Regions from separate parts of the Homo sapiens genome. Here all the other regions are linked to region 1. Evidence: chromatin contacts called from ENCODE Hi-C or POLR2A ChIA-PET data. All regions are on one chromosome and are shown on one strand. Each heading gives the region's core, a stretch centred on a gene start or an enhancer-like site at or near the end of the contact. The rest is flanking DNA. Distances are from core to core; before and after follow the strand shown. Region 1 overlaps MTMR2 (myotubularin related protein 2). Region 2 overlaps MAML2 (mastermind like transcriptional coactivator 2). Region 3 overlaps MAML2 (mastermind like transcriptional coactivator 2).

The links. A loop is a pair of places that touch in the nucleus more often than their neighbours do. ChIA-PET counts read pairs that join two places held with the same protein, here RNA polymerase II (POLR2A). Pooled maps may share reads with other maps.
Region 2: a loop to region 1 is called in a pooled map, with 1.8 times the contacts of the local background. The contact joins two enhancer-like sites. A Hi-C loop is called at or near these places in 3 of 168 maps with a recorded cell type or tissue (Caco-2, PC-3 and PC-9) and 3 of 50 pooled maps. POLR2A ChIA-PET finds 5 or more read pairs at or near these places in 2 of 52 experiments (PC-9 and activated T-cell).
Region 3: a pooled map shows a loop between it and region 1 (2.9-fold over the local background). The contact joins two enhancer-like sites. A Hi-C loop is called at or near these places in 1 of 37 single-sample maps with no recorded cell type and 3 of 50 pooled maps. POLR2A ChIA-PET finds 5 or more read pairs at or near these places in 3 of 52 experiments (AG04450, OCI-LY7 and activated T-cell).

The regions. Positions count from the first base shown.
Region 1 is chr11:95,847,959-95,850,754 of GRCh38, forward strand. It overlaps MTMR2 (myotubularin related protein 2), which reads right to left. Exons shown (of 15, transcript NM_016156.6): 8 at 2,642-2,791; 9 at 1,716-1,904. Among named protein-coding and RNA genes, the nearest start is that of CEP57, 59 kb to the left of the region's middle. Within about 2 kb of position 1,278, at least 3 of the 41 ENCODE cell types and tissues checked have a DNase peak (open chromatin) inside an H3K27ac peak, as active enhancers do.
Region 2 is chr11:96,213,915-96,216,614 of GRCh38, forward strand. All of the region lies in intron 1 of MAML2 (mastermind like transcriptional coactivator 2), which reads right to left. Among named protein-coding and RNA genes, the nearest start is that of MIR1260B, 130 kb to the right of the region's middle. RefSeq lists an enhancer at 1,496-1,565. Within about 2 kb of position 1,262, at least 19 of the 41 ENCODE cell types and tissues checked have a DNase peak (open chromatin) inside an H3K27ac peak, as active enhancers do.
Region 3 is chr11:96,266,544-96,269,259 of GRCh38, forward strand. The region is part of intron 1 of MAML2 (mastermind like transcriptional coactivator 2); the gene reads right to left. Among named protein-coding and RNA genes, the nearest start is that of MIR1260B, 74 kb to the right of the region's middle. Within about 2 kb of position 1,253, at least 7 of the 41 ENCODE cell types and tissues checked have a DNase peak (open chromatin) inside an H3K27ac peak, as active enhancers do.

The DNA of each region.
Region 1 (2,796 bases), core at 28-2,527:
CATAAAATATCCAATAGCATAAAAGATGATACATATTACTGGAGACAAGGAAAACTCCACAGGAAAATGTGGATGGCTCAGGACAACTTATTTAGCACAACCACTCGCTTTCTTGTGTTCTTCTTTACAAAATGAATATATACGTAGTCTGACTTGCCCATATGGCCATTATTAAAATTAAATATGAAACACATAGGAAGGTATTTAAACACTGTAAAGCACTAAATTTTCCCAGCCCATACGCCAAGTCCTACCCAAACATAAGTTCTTACAGATGACTTCCTTTCATATATACTGAAATTACCAGACTGTAAGTTTCATGTGCTGAGACCACATGTCTGGTTCACCTATGCTTCTTCACCTCCCTGCCTCTTCACCTCATTTTAATCTTCATATCTGAGAAATAAACTCTTTGCAATCAAAATGACCTGCTTCTTTTTTAACCACATAATTCTCTTTAAATAAAAAGACAGAACAAGGATAAAAGCACAGAATGCTATCATCATCAATGTTCTCAAAGACTTAAATCTACATCTACAAAATAGAATGAGAAAATATTTGGTGTTCAAAATAAGCTATGGCTAGAAAGAAGAACCTTATTTTTCTGGACTTAATCTTTTTATATTTCATGAATAAAATATTCTATCTCCTACCTAACTCGTGTAAAATTATACTTCTTAGAGCCCTAATAGAAACAAATTAGGAAAATACTGGAGCAGTAAATTATACAAAATTAAGTGATTATATGACCCACACCTTTGAAACAACAAAACCACCAACTCATAACCAGCAACAAACTACTGAAAGAACAGAAGTTCAGCTTCCTTTCTGACACTGAGAGTCTGGGAAATCGTTTGGCACAATTATAGAATTTACAGTATTTCAAGGGATACCTGTTAAAGATTACTTCTGAAGAGTGGGAATAAGACAGGAACTTTCAATTCAAATTTGTTGCAACATTCTAGAAAGACAGCAGTGGTAACAACTATACAGAACCTGTCACCGAAACACATAGAATAAAAATGCCCTGGATTCAGGTAGTGGCATGGTTGTACAACTTTGTGAATATACTAAAAGCACTGAAATGTACACTTGAAAAGATGAGCGCTTTTCAGTAATGGTACCTGCTGCTGTAGTTATGTCTTCTCTCTCCTTCCCTCCTCCTATAGATTTGGTCAACTGAACCAAAATTTCAATTTCCACAATGCTAATATTTATTCTGCTGGAACAATCAGCTACAGCTAACTGCCAATTCTTCAGTCTGAATAACTTGTTCAGGTGGAGGACGGTCAGAAGAGGGCACCACTAGTCACCGAGAACACTAGTTCGCTATTCCTAGAGCAGTACTATACAGGGACTTCAGTGAGTCATAAGCTCAGTTAGTTGTCAACTTTGGAGAAGTGGGAAGCTAAGAATAACTGAACACCTAGTTATTATGTAAGTAAGCAAAAGTTTATGCATTATTTTTTATTAAATGATTTTTGCTCCCAAAACAACACTGTTAACTATTATTATTCTCATTTTTACCAATAAACAAATTGAGGTCTAAAGAGGTTAAATAACTAACTCAAAATCACACCATCAAGTTGAAGAGCCAAGACAAGAACCTATATGTTTACCACTGTAGAGCCTGAGCTCTTTTTACTACACTGTGGCCCTGCCAAACTCAGCTGATTCATGAAACCATAATTATAATTACTAAGAGACCATCTGACCTTGTTGGCAACAGCATTAACACTTGGCCGGGCATCAAATATAAAGATTTTGTGAGACTGGGCATTGGAATCCATGATAGCTTGAAGGTATTTTTCATCTTCTTTGCTTCGCTTTCCACTCACTCCAACCATGGGCTGGCTACACCGAGTGATTGTGGCTTGACTTTCAGGATGAATCCATGATAAAACCTTAATGAGGAAAAAATGGTAACACACCTTTTACATACTTCTCTGTTTATAATTCTCAAAAACAGTACTCAGTAAAGCTCTGCTTTCTAATTGGATCCAAAGCCTGGCCATGAAAGGACATCTGAGGCTGCTAAGAAAAATCATCACCTTTCCTTCAAGCCAATTCTGGGATGTGGAAAACTTGGTCTAATTCTTTAGTCAGATACTGATTTAGGAAAGTATTTGATTATTGGGAAATGTTATCTCCTGAAAAAAATACTGTGAAACAGGGCTAAGTAAACCCCACTTAATATATTAGTAAAACTGCTCAGTTCTAAAAGCCTTTAGAATCTATGAATTTTGTACCTAAAATTATTTAAGCTCATCTTTCTAAGATCCAGTTATAAATCTGTAAGGTGTTCTTTCTAGGACTTAAAAAAAAAAAAGAACATTTATCATCATGACTAAAGAATATACAATAAGATAAATAAATAGTGACTAATACACACAGCAAACTTTTTCAGTGAAGAATCATGCAATTCTGTGCAGTTATCTAATACCCATATCACACTCTCTGGAAGCCTCTTTAAGTCTTTCTTCCAGTTTTAACTTTACTAAATAAATCAATCTCCAATATCCCCATGAAAGACCTGCTGCTGTAGCTATTTATATCCTGAATCCATTCTCCTACTCATTAATCTCAGCATTATGTTGAGTAAAAAAGCACTTGCAAAGGCTCATCCAAACTTCCTACTTACTGGGATACGGCCTCTTGATCTGAAGGATGCCACTCTCTTTAATTCTTCATCAGGAATATTTGCTGGCACAACCAGGAGGGCAGGGTATGTATCACAAAGTTCATATCGTTCATTTATCTTTGTTATTCTCCAGCTTTCATTTGGAATTCCCTACA
Region 2 (2,700 bases), core at 12-2,511, 370 kb after region 1:
AGGATCAGATAGGCTAACAATGAATTTGAGAGCTTGCAAAGAAAAGTTAGACAGAATGGATCAGGTTAAAGTGGACACAAATGCCCAACTACAAATTCTAATTATTTTCCTTCCCACTCTTGGAACAAAGAGACAATTGTAAAATATATTTTGTATGTATATATACACAAATATACATATACATATATACAAATAGTGAAAGTATCTCCTATTATTGATGCTCAGAATTTCTATGGAATATAATATATGTGCAGTTTTAACAGTTGAATAATAAAAAATGAATACTTCCTTAGAACTAGGATATAGCTAATTTCTAATATAGGTCTTTTGAGGCCATGCCTAGGTTATTCTGGTAAACTGATATTGTGGAGAAAACGTTTTTGAGTCACGAAATTCTGGATTCAAATCTTAGCACGTCCTCTTAGAGCTCTGTAGATCCAAGTTACGTAACTTTTCAGAGCTTCAGTTTTCAAAACATCTGTAAGATGGAGGAAAGAACACCAACTTTTGGGGGTTCTTATAAAGATTAAATGTGATAAAGAATGTAATCTCTCTAGAACCTTTAGTTCTCATTTCCTTTATTGCCTCCTATTCCTTTGGTGATCATGTACAACAAAATAGGAAACACTTGCTGATGTTGGTAAACCATGAACTCAACTCCAAAGCAGGAGGTTTAAATAACCAAGAAAACTCCAGGAACTGATGCCATTATTTTCCTAATGAGAAGCACTTATAGTCATGCGAAATACACCACACACTTACTTCTAGGTCATTGGCCAACATTTTTGTCCTGAGTGGCAGTGATTGGCTACTCACATTACCCTCTGAAAGCAGCTCTATTTTAGTAGAAGTTGTCAAGTAGCTGATGTATGCTGAAAACTATAGAAAGTCACCCTTTCCTCAAGTTCTTAATTGCATCCATTTGTTTAAAAATGCCAAAAATGCACATGCTCTGACCTTTCTGAGATTTGAACTCAGATCCAGTGAGGAAGTAGAGGCTGAGGATTAGGAAAGAACCATGTGTCTTTGGAAATTGGCCATGTGCCTCGTCTAGTTGACCTTGGATACTTGAGATTGGGTCCAGTGGTTCCCTCACTTTCTTTGCTTCACAAATTAAAAAGATCTAGCCCATAAGAGATGTCTGTGTGTCCATTTCTTGCACTAGGAATATGGGAAAGCTGCTTAAGAAACTGCTGCTTGCAGCTCATGAAATCATGAGTCATTTGTGTAGTAAAGTGAATTGGCCACTTACATTTGTACAAAGTTGAAAAGAGGGTGGGCTGGGGAATGGGGTAATTCCAACTCAGAAATAAATCATCTGAGTGGACTGTATGCCCCTTGAAATGCTGGGGCAGGTTGCTGGGTTCACAGAGAGCAGGTCCCCAGCACTGACATCCTTCCAAGTAACAAATCTTCATCAAGGCCTCACGACCTCTTTAACACCAGCATATAACACAGAAGATTTCAGATCATAGTGTGCTCTCTCTTCCACTTCCTGTTATTTTTAATTCTCTGCTTTGTTTCATGTTTTTAAAAGTCTTTACTAACACTTCTAGGGGCAGCTTCTGAATGAGACAGTGGCCAGTAATTTCTCTGACGAATACACATTGTTGTCCCCTCTTTGGGGCTGAGGAAATCCGAGGCAGGAAATGGTCAGTGGCTTGTTCAGTGTGGTGTAGAAAGGTAGAGACAGACCGACCTCATGAGCAGTTCACCGGTTAATTAAGCCCACTGAACCCTGCTGCCACCTGGAAATGGGTCCTGGGCTCGTTCCTGCACTTCCTCCTCCACACCTGCAGCTGGGCAGAGCCCAGCTGCAGCCACCCCCCTCGGGTGCTGGCTGCCACTGCTTTGGCTGGTTGTTCCCTCTCTTTAACCCATTTCTTTTCACTCTTGGACCTTTTATCCTTTTCAGTCAAATGATAGATCCAAGTCCAGAAATTACAGAACAACAGATTGGAACAACAAAGGCAATGAGAATGTCTTTCTAGCTTTCTAAACTTAGGCCCCCAAAGACTTCCAAACACATTTCAAAAAATTATTATCTAAAAGCACAGGGGAACAAGTTTAAGGCTGAGACATGTACTGCATATTTTGAGACAGAGTTACATACTCAATTTGCTTAAAAAAAAAATAGAGTATTTAGTATCATATTTGCAGAGTCACATGTCCCAGTCCACAGGAACTACACAAACTGTGTCTTCAGAAGTTGGTAGTTGGTAATCTCTTTTAGGCATGCTTAAACCAGAAGAAGAAGATGTAAAATTGGACACAGGAAAAAGATTCTCAGTGTTGCACAGAGGGAAGAACCAGGAAGATCTTAGCCTACTCCTCAACCTAAACCCTCCATTCATACTTGGCCTTTTCTTTTCAGTCTGTAGTTTGACTTTTCTGCCCTAAAGTCTATGGCCCTGATGAACTCCCAGGAAGAGGAAGCCACTGCTTTCTTCCATTTTAATGCCTCTCTTAAGTCCCACCTCAAATTTCACCTTTCTCATAAGGCTTTCCTCAATTCTTCCCAGAGAATTTTACTTCACTTCTCTTGATTGCACCAATTTTTATTGTTGGTACCATTAAATTTGTAGCTTTACATGTAGACATTTTGGAAGTTTTACATGGGTATGTCTGGTCCTGGTATTCTATTTATCCATACTGCCCCAGAGTGTCCAGGCCATGGTGCACTCCAGATTACTTGTAATA
Region 3 (2,716 bases), core at 3-2,502, 420 kb after region 1:
CTGGGCAACAGAGTGAGACTCCGTCTCAAAAAAAAAAAAAGAAAAACAACATATTGGTGCGATTCTGAGCTTCACTGACAAAGTGAAATTGACTACCTCTCTAACTGATTAACTATATCTCAATTTCAAATACTGACCACAAAGGTAGAATCTAATTATGAACTGACATATTAAGACCTAGGTGCTTAAATGGTAGGATGTACTTATTCTAGGCTTCCTGTGCTATGACAGGCTTTTACTCTTATGTGGTTAGGTATGTTTCCAGGGACATGCCTCGGTGAATATCACACATGGAAATGTGGTTAATAATGAGCCCCTTCTGTGATGGAATTATTATTCAAGGTATATAAATTTAGAAATACGTGAGGCTTAATAAAACATAACGTTATTGAGAAGTAAATCTCCCATTGAGCAAATCATACATTATTTCACATAATAGGTCCACAGATATTTTTAAGAGAGTGAATGAAAGGCCATGTAGCCTGCTGAGGAACAGTATGTCCCTAATGTATAGTTTTATATATGTGTAAAACCTAGGAGAAAATAAAGCAGATTTCCTTGCAGAGGTAGCAAAATTGTCAGCTACTTGGACTTTCAGGGAAAATACACAGTATTTGAAGAAAACAATAGTGGAGTCAGTGCCAAGCTGATGAGTAAAGTACAGAAACACATTATAATGGAGATGAGCTGGTTTAAATAAGCCCTAAGACAATCAAAAAATTATGTCTCCACTAAACAAAATTTCTATCCCACATATTAAGACTGTGACACAAATAGACAAAAGAGAGGAAATACATGATTATAGATGCTTAATTCGGCCAACACAAACACAGCATATCCATTTCAACACTGTGTGGAATTATTCAGCTTCTAGCTAGGGGAAAAAAGAAAAAAAGCATCAGGAAAAACAAAAACAAAAACAAAATCAAAATCCTTTCCTACAGTTCCCTCAAGGCAACCAGAAAGTGAAACTTAATTAAACAAGTGAAATGTAATTACCTAATGCTTACCGCACATGGTGCTGATTTTCACTTCACATTCTAGGTTCATTATTAACGGGCTGGTGCTGCCCAGAGGTAGGAATAAAAATTCTATGTAGGGGTAACCATTGGCAGGGAGCAAGAGAAGGAAAGTGCTACCTGTTCTGACCTCCCTACAGGGGCTCAATTCCTCCAGTCACTAGTTTCAGCTAGTCACACTTCAGGCTGAGACTGTGAGTAGAGTCTAATTATGGGAGGGCTGTCCCTCAAGCATGGTGGGAGGTAACCCCACTCTCTGGAGGAAGCTGAATCTGAATCTGGGGTTTTTTACACCTCTCAGGACCTCACTGTGATTGCTCACTCAGCCCACTTGCTATTTTCATGCACTGTTTAGAACAACTCAGCAGTTTCTTTTATAGGAAGAGGCATTTGACATAAGGCACCTGTTGAAACAATTTGAAATGTGATTTCATCATGACTCTGGAAACATGGAGATGGCTTTCTTTTGTTGACAGGTACATACATTCAGAACCAGAAGGATGCCATCTCTGCTCTCTATGATTTCATTTTATTATGAAGTTTGATGCTATAATGGTATTTGGATATCTTTATTTAACTTTGTATTTCCCTTTCTACCATAGCATCTTTAAGCATACATCTTAAAAAGTAGGCTGGGTGCACTGACTCATACCTGTAATCCCAGCACTTTGGAAGGCTGAGGAGGGAGAGTCACTTGAGTCCAGGAGTTCGAGAGCAGCCTGGGCAACATAGCAAGACCCTGGTCTTGACAAAAAATAAAATAAAAATTTCAAAATTAGCCAGGTATGGTGGTGTACTCCTGTAGTCCTAGCTACTCCAGAGGCTGAAGTGAGAGGATGGCTTGAGCCCAGGAGTTTGAGGTTACAGTGAGTTATGATCACACCACTCCAGCCTGGTGAGAGAGGGAGACCCTGTCTCAAAGCAAAAAAGTAAGTAAATATTTTTCCTACCTATGTGGCTTCCAAGGAACAAACATTTGAAAAATCAAAAACCCTACTTACAAGGAAAATTGGTATATGATATGGTTTGGCTGTGTCCCCACCCAAATTGCATCTTGAATTGTAGTTCCCCTAATTCCTATCTGTCATGGGAGGGACCCAGTGGGAGGTAATTGAATCATAGGGGTGAGTCTTTCCCATGCTGTTCTCGTGATAGTTAATAAGTCTCACGAGATCTGATGGTTTTATAAAGGGGAGTTCCCCTGCACACGATCTGTTGTCTGCCGCCATGTAAGATGTGACTTTGCTCCTCATTTGCCTTCTGCCATAACTGTAAGGCCTCCCTCACTATGCAGAACTGTGAGTCAATTAAAACTCTTTCCTTTATAAATTACCCAGTCTTAAGTATGTCTTTATTGGCAGCAAGAGAAGAGATTAATACAGTATATACATCAAGCAAACACTAAATTGCTCGAATAAATGCATATTTGGATTAGAATAAATCTCTAAAACTGAGAAACATACTCAGAAAGTTATGAAACAATATAATGTTGGCATCATAATCCACTTCATTCATATACCATGGAAATGACTTGGTTATTTTTATTGGAACTGCTAGAGGGAATCAAATATGCACAGACTTTTGAGAAATTTCAAGTTGCCTGTTATTGAAGATGATTAAGACGGATGACTTCATGGTGGGCATACTGCATCAGGTAAGGGATTGAACTAGGTTTCCTCTTAGCTCTTTTCCAAAGT